2 separate regions of the Homo sapiens genome follow, and region 1 is linked to region 2. Evidence: read pairs that join two places in POLR2A ChIA-PET (ENCODE). Cell type or tissue: GM12878. All regions are shown on one strand. Links, peaks and the distances in the headings refer to the core of each region. The heading gives the core; the rest is flanking DNA. Region 1 has its middle 40 kb from the start of TM4SF1-AS1. Region 2 overlaps WWTR1 (WW domain containing transcription regulator 1).

Region 1 (2,921 bases), core at 311-2,810, 160 kb before region 2:
CAGGAAATCTGGGAGCTGAAGAAGGGTAGGGATTGGTGTGACTGGAAACGGGGGCGATTGTGGTTGTGCATTCTAGGAGAGTCACACTGCACATGCAGAGGCCTACATGTGGAGGGTCCGGACATATGTAAGTTCAACATAGCTGGAACACAATGTGGACAAGATGAGGCAGGAGAGGTCATGTACCCATAGATATGTGTGGTCTTTTAGTGTTTGCAAACATGGTCCACTCTAATCCTCAAAACAACCCAAAGAGGGGGTCAAGGCAGGAATAGTCATCTTCATTTTAAAGATGAGCAAACAAAAGTTCACAAGGATTGAATGACTAGTCCAAGCTCAAAAGCTAATTAAAGGTGAAGTCTTGTGACAGTTCCTAGGCTGCTATCTGGATCATTATTAAACTCTTATTTTCTTGATTTCAAGCTAGGTGACAGGAGTATTAAGACCAATCATGTTTTAAAATTTTATTTTTGCATCCCTCACAGTGCAAGTCACCTAGTAGGTGTTCAGTAAATGTGTGCTGATGTTTGCATGAATTGACTCACTTTCTATAACTTAATGAGAAGAGACACAACAAATCATAACCAGGTACAGCAGATATACAGATTCTAAAATACATGGGTTAAAATTAAGTCCTGTTGGAAACCGTTACAGTGTCTCTGCATTGTAGCTAAATAATAGGTACATAAATGATGCTACATCCATACGCTATTATGCAGCCATGACACTGATGTGGATAGAGCTTTATGATATATTAAAGGGGGGAGAGCAAAGTACAAAATAGTGTATTTTAGTATTTTATGGGTTCATATGTATACCAAATTGGGTGGCAGAAGAAGAATAGACTATATTACTTGTTTATATATAGACCATCTCTTAAAGAAAACTCAACAACTGGTAATAGATATTGCCCTGAGGAGGGGAACTGCATGGCGGAGGGATACTGGTAAGAGAGAATTTTATTGTATACCTTTTTGAGCCATTTTATTGTATTATCCATTTTTAAATTATAACAAATTTTAAATATTTTCTATTGGCAGCTCTGATTTCACTGTTTTCTTGTTTTTTTTTTTTCTTAGAGATTTTGATTTCCTATGAGATCTAAACAGAAACTAGTCTTGTAGGCTAGGTTTTGTTTTGTTTTGTTTTTTGCATAGGGTTTAATTTCAAAGGCGGTGGTTTGCTGGTAAATGTTTAACACCTGGCTCCGTAAGTAGTTTCGCTTTGAATATTGGTTGGTATTTTTGTTTATGTTAATGAATAAGATGAAAGTAAAATGAGGAAGATATCTATCAGAACCTCATTCATCAATGATGTGAGCAATTTCTTTGCTAAATTGTGTAATGGTTTTCAAATACCAAAAAAAATTTATTGGTTTTTGTGCTAGTCACAATGTAATAGAGATTTTAAATTATTACCATTTTCTCTATCATGTTCTTAAGTCTAGTCAATCAACAAAATAATAAATTCCACCTTGAGTTTTGTCTTTTGCCAATTTCCATCATGTAAATAGTCCCACCAAGGCTGATTTTGAGCTACCAATGTTACATCACTGGAAGTAGAATTAAGAAGAAACAAAATAACTTTAAAAGCCTAGGTGTTAGTAAAATGTAGTAAAATAATTAGTAAGCAATGAATTTTTACAATGTTTTCAACTTTGTTTTTAATATCATATATTTAATTGAAAGTGTATATTATTTAATTTGTATAACAACCGTGTTTAGCTTTTAAAAACCTAACAAGCAGCTCTTATGAGCCTGCACAAGTAAGCTCCAACACACTCCTGCTCCTGTGGGAGAGAAGGCCACCTTTGGCTGATAGAACATTCCAGAATATTTTCCTACGGTAGGAGCATATTAGGAATGAATTTAAATAAAAGGGTACCAGCATTTAGCTGACAAAGAAGAACCTTCTGACTTTACCCTGAATAAAGAGAAATACTTAATAATTCATGTTGATCACAAATCAAATCTCAACACCAAGCAGTTGAAAGAGCAAGAGGGCAAGAAAGAAAGAAAGACAAGAGAGAGAGAGAGATGCCTTAGTATTCCTTTCAGCTCAAACATTGTAATAATTTAAGGCTTTATATTCCAAGTACTGTCTTTGTACCTCAGACAAGTTACTTGGCCTCTGAGAGTCTTTTCATTTCTTCATCTGTAAAATGGGGAGATATGATTGTGAGAAAAAAAATGATATTGGTGGTTCATCAGAAACAAACCAATGACCATCAGCAGGTGAATGAATAAACAAATTGTGATTAACCATATGATGGACTACTATCCAGCAACAAAGACGAATGGACTCTGGATACACACCACATGGATAAATATCACACTCCTTTAACTTGAGTGAGTTAAAGAAGCCAGACCCAGGCCAGGCGTGGTGGCTCACACCTGTAATCCCGGCACTTTGGGAGGCCAAGGTGGGTGGATCACGAGGTCAGGAGTTTAAGACCAGCCTTACCAACATGGTGAAACCCCGTCTCTACTAAAAATACAAAAATTAGCTGGGCATGGTGGTGTGTGCCTGTAATCCCAGCTACTTGGGAGGCTGAGGCAGGAGAATGCTTGAACCCGGGAGGTGGAGGTTGCAGTGTGCCAAGATCACGCCACTGCACTCCAGCCTGGGCGACAGGGCAAGACTCCATCCCAAAAAAAAAAAAAAAAAGAAGAAAAGAAGAAGAAGAAGAAGAAGAAGAGGAAGAGGAAGAGGAAGAGGCCAAAAAACTGTACATACTGTGTGAATCATTTCTATAAAATTCTAGAAAATGCAAACAAATGTATGGTAACAGAAAGCAAATATATAGTTGCCTGTGGGGAGGAATGGGAAAGAAGGATGACAAAGGAATACAAGGAGACTTTGGGAGGTAATGAAATGTTTGTTATTTTGATTGTGTTGTTGGTTCCATGTATCAAAATTTA
Region 2 (2,921 bases), core at 207-2,706:
AACTGGAATTAGAATACAAGTATGCAAAAGGTGGTTTACTTTCTCGTTGTATGTTGGGGATAAATACTGTTTGCATTTAAATCAAATTAAACATTCTATTAGTGTGATCTTATTTAGATTTCAAGACCTAGGAAATGACATATATCTTACTCATATCTTACATTTCTTTTAGTAGTACCTTTTGTTTTGCCAACGGTACTTAGCTCTGCTAACCAACACCAGAGATGAGTCTTAACCACAAGAACAAAGACAGGGGTGGTATGCACACTTACTAATTCTCCCAGGCCCAGATGCACACTTTCTCCAGGTAGTCCCTCTGCTGTCACCTAAAACCACAATGCAATGGGAGCTGAGCACAGTGGAAGCCCATTGCAGTGGGAGCCCATTGCAGGAGAAACCCCAGGGAGCTCATCACAGAAGGGAGGCCACATCACAGAGGGAGCCCATGACAGTAGAAGCCCCATCGCAGTGGATGCTCAGCTCACCACCCACATCTAAACTAGCAACCCGACCTGATCATGTTTGTAATACTAAGATTAGGTTTTTTGTTTGTTTGTTTGTTTTTGAGACGGAGTTTCGCTCTTGTCACCCAGGCTGGAGTGCAATGGTGCGATCTCAGCTCCCTGCAGCCTCTGCCTTCCGGTTCAGGCAATTCTCCTCCTTTAGCCTCCCAAGTAGCTGGGATTATAGGCGTGTGCCACCACACCTGGCTAACTTTTGTATTTTTAGTAGAGATGGGGTTTCACCATATTGGCCAGGCTGATCTAAACTCTTGACCTCAGGCCATCCACCCGCCTCAGGCTCCCAAAGTGCTGGGATTATAGGCGTGAGCCACCGCGCCTGGCGACAATATTAAGATTAGTAGCCATCCAGTACATTGATCTCCTCTGCTTAACGTTATCAGTCTATTTGCATAATGTGGAGTCGGCTTTTGAACTTCGATATGTTGACAATCAGAAATAAAGTAATAGCTCTTCACATGGTTGAAGAGATACATAGCTTAGGTTTTACTGTATTTCTAGAAACCCTAATCAATCTTCCTCCCACGTTGTCATTCTTTCTACCACCCTAATTAATAATTCTTTGTCCCAAGGCAGCTTTTAAAACACTATTATTGGTTATAATGATTCTTCCATTCTGCCCAAATCCTAAACGGCACCATCTCCTGCTATTTTTAATGCATCAGAATAGAAGATACAAAGAGGTAAAAGTCAAGCTGCCAATGTGCACAGCTGACACATCTATTAGCAAAGCATTCAGAGTTTAAACCCCAAAGCTATTAAAAAAAAAAAAAGACTCATGCCATATAATAAAGGTGACTCTTCACACAGCAGAAATGTGTTAGATGAGAAAGTTCATCCTTCTTTGAAACCACAAAGAATTTATAGTTGAAAGTTTCCGGTCAGATTTTCACTTAAGCAGCTCATCAAACATAGCTGCAGTCTATGACACAGAAATAATAACTGATATATAAATAGGGGATTTTTTTAGGATCCTCTAATAAAAGATGATACAAGACCAGAGAAGTTATTTCAGTGTATGGTTCCGGTCTCTACCATTCACTTGCCAATTCAAAAAATTTCAGCATTCTCTGGAATTCTGAATGAATGGCAGGGATTGTATTTTTAACTACCAGGCTCTAATCCTCGACTTCCCTCACAGACTTGCCAAGAAGTTTCCACTTGTTTAAGTTAGCAGCAGTAGGCACAGCAGCCATGTGAAAGGTCTCCTAGTGCCTCTGCCCTGGCCAGCTGTGGTGATCCATCTCCCTCACGTCCTTCCCACTGAGCACCACCGACTTTTCTGCAGACTCATTCTGTCTGAACCTACTCAGTCAGGCAGAAGCTGAGTCAAGCAAAGCTGCTGTCAGCCCCAAAGAGCAGATGAGCCAAATCAGGACTGTAATACCCGTGGTTCCTGCAGGGATTCATTTACCAGAGTTTTGTCCCTGGGGTGGGAAAAAAAAGTGGCACTGTGAAGTGCCACTTCCCAGAGAAAACCACTTTGGAAGGCTGGTGACTCATCAAGACAGCCCCAGGTGTGACTCAGGAGCCTCACTTCAGAAGGTGAACAGTTCAGTCACTGTGTTAGAGACACCCCGTCATATGCTGCACGCACCCCAACAGCACCCGGCCCTGGCAAGCCTCACTTTGCCTCTGCAAACTGAGCAAAATTCTTGCTTAACCTCATTTTTCCTATTTTGTGAAAACATAAGAAGGAAAAAAAAAAAAGGACTGGGAGTTTCTGTTGCTTGTTTGATTTGGGCCAAGAGCCATATTAAAGAACTTTGGCTGCGTTGCAAACAATTTTATTATTAGTACCAGCATTTTTTTTTCTCCTCTCATGCCAGGATCAATAATGCTATTAAAAAATGTATAGTCCAGACACAGTGGCTCACGCCTGTAATCCTAGCACTTTGGGAGGCTGAGGCAGGAGGATTGCTTGAGCATAGGAGTTCAAGGCCAGCCTGGGCAACATAGGGAGATCTTATCTCTAAAAAAAAAAAAATCAAAATATGAGTCGGGCGTGGTGGTATATGCCTGTGGTCCCAGCTTCTTGGGAGGCTGAAGCGGAAGATTACTTCAGCCTGGGAGGTCGAGGCTGCAGTGAGCCGTGATCATACCACTGCACCCCAGTGTGGGCGGCAGAGCAAAACTCTGTCTCAAAAATAATAATAAAATAAAATAAATAAAAGATGTATAAATCACCTTAAGTTTATTGTGTTGGAACTCCACAACAATGTGAGAGTCTATTTCACGATATTATTTCCAGATGTCAAGTATAAAATATGTACTTGGTAGAGTCTTTATTTCACTTTTCTCCTTTCTCACAAACAAAAACATGGGATGAGAATCAGAAGTAGAGAAAAGATGAGACGCTTTATGAATGGTGAATTATTATTACTCTTATTTTTTTCTGAG

What was found. ChIA-PET counts read pairs that join two places held together with the same protein. Peaks named below come from ENCODE experiments on the same cell type or tissue, not always from the same donor. Only the 100,000 strongest peaks of a DNase experiment are listed, where the experiment ranks them.
Region 1: POLR2A ChIA-PET joins it to region 2 with 5 read pairs; 2 of 35 experiments call an interaction of 5 or more read pairs at or near these places.

What each region holds. Positions count from the first base shown.
Region 1 is chr3:149,416,152-149,419,072 of GRCh38, forward strand. No RefSeq gene overlaps it. Among named protein-coding and RNA genes, the nearest start is that of TM4SF1-AS1, 40 kb to the left of the region's middle. In GM12878, for the core only: no CTCF peak of the experiment used is centred there; a DNase peak (open chromatin) is centred at 1,250.
Region 2 is chr3:149,580,066-149,582,986 of GRCh38, forward strand. All of the region lies in intron 2 of WWTR1 (WW domain containing transcription regulator 1), which reads right to left. Among named protein-coding and RNA genes, the nearest start is that of WWTR1-IT1, 70 kb to the right of the region's middle. In GM12878, for the core only: no CTCF peak of the experiment used is centred there; DNase peaks (open chromatin) are centred at 1,393 and 1,915; H3K4me3 peaks cover 1,257 bases; H3K27ac peaks cover 1,993 bases.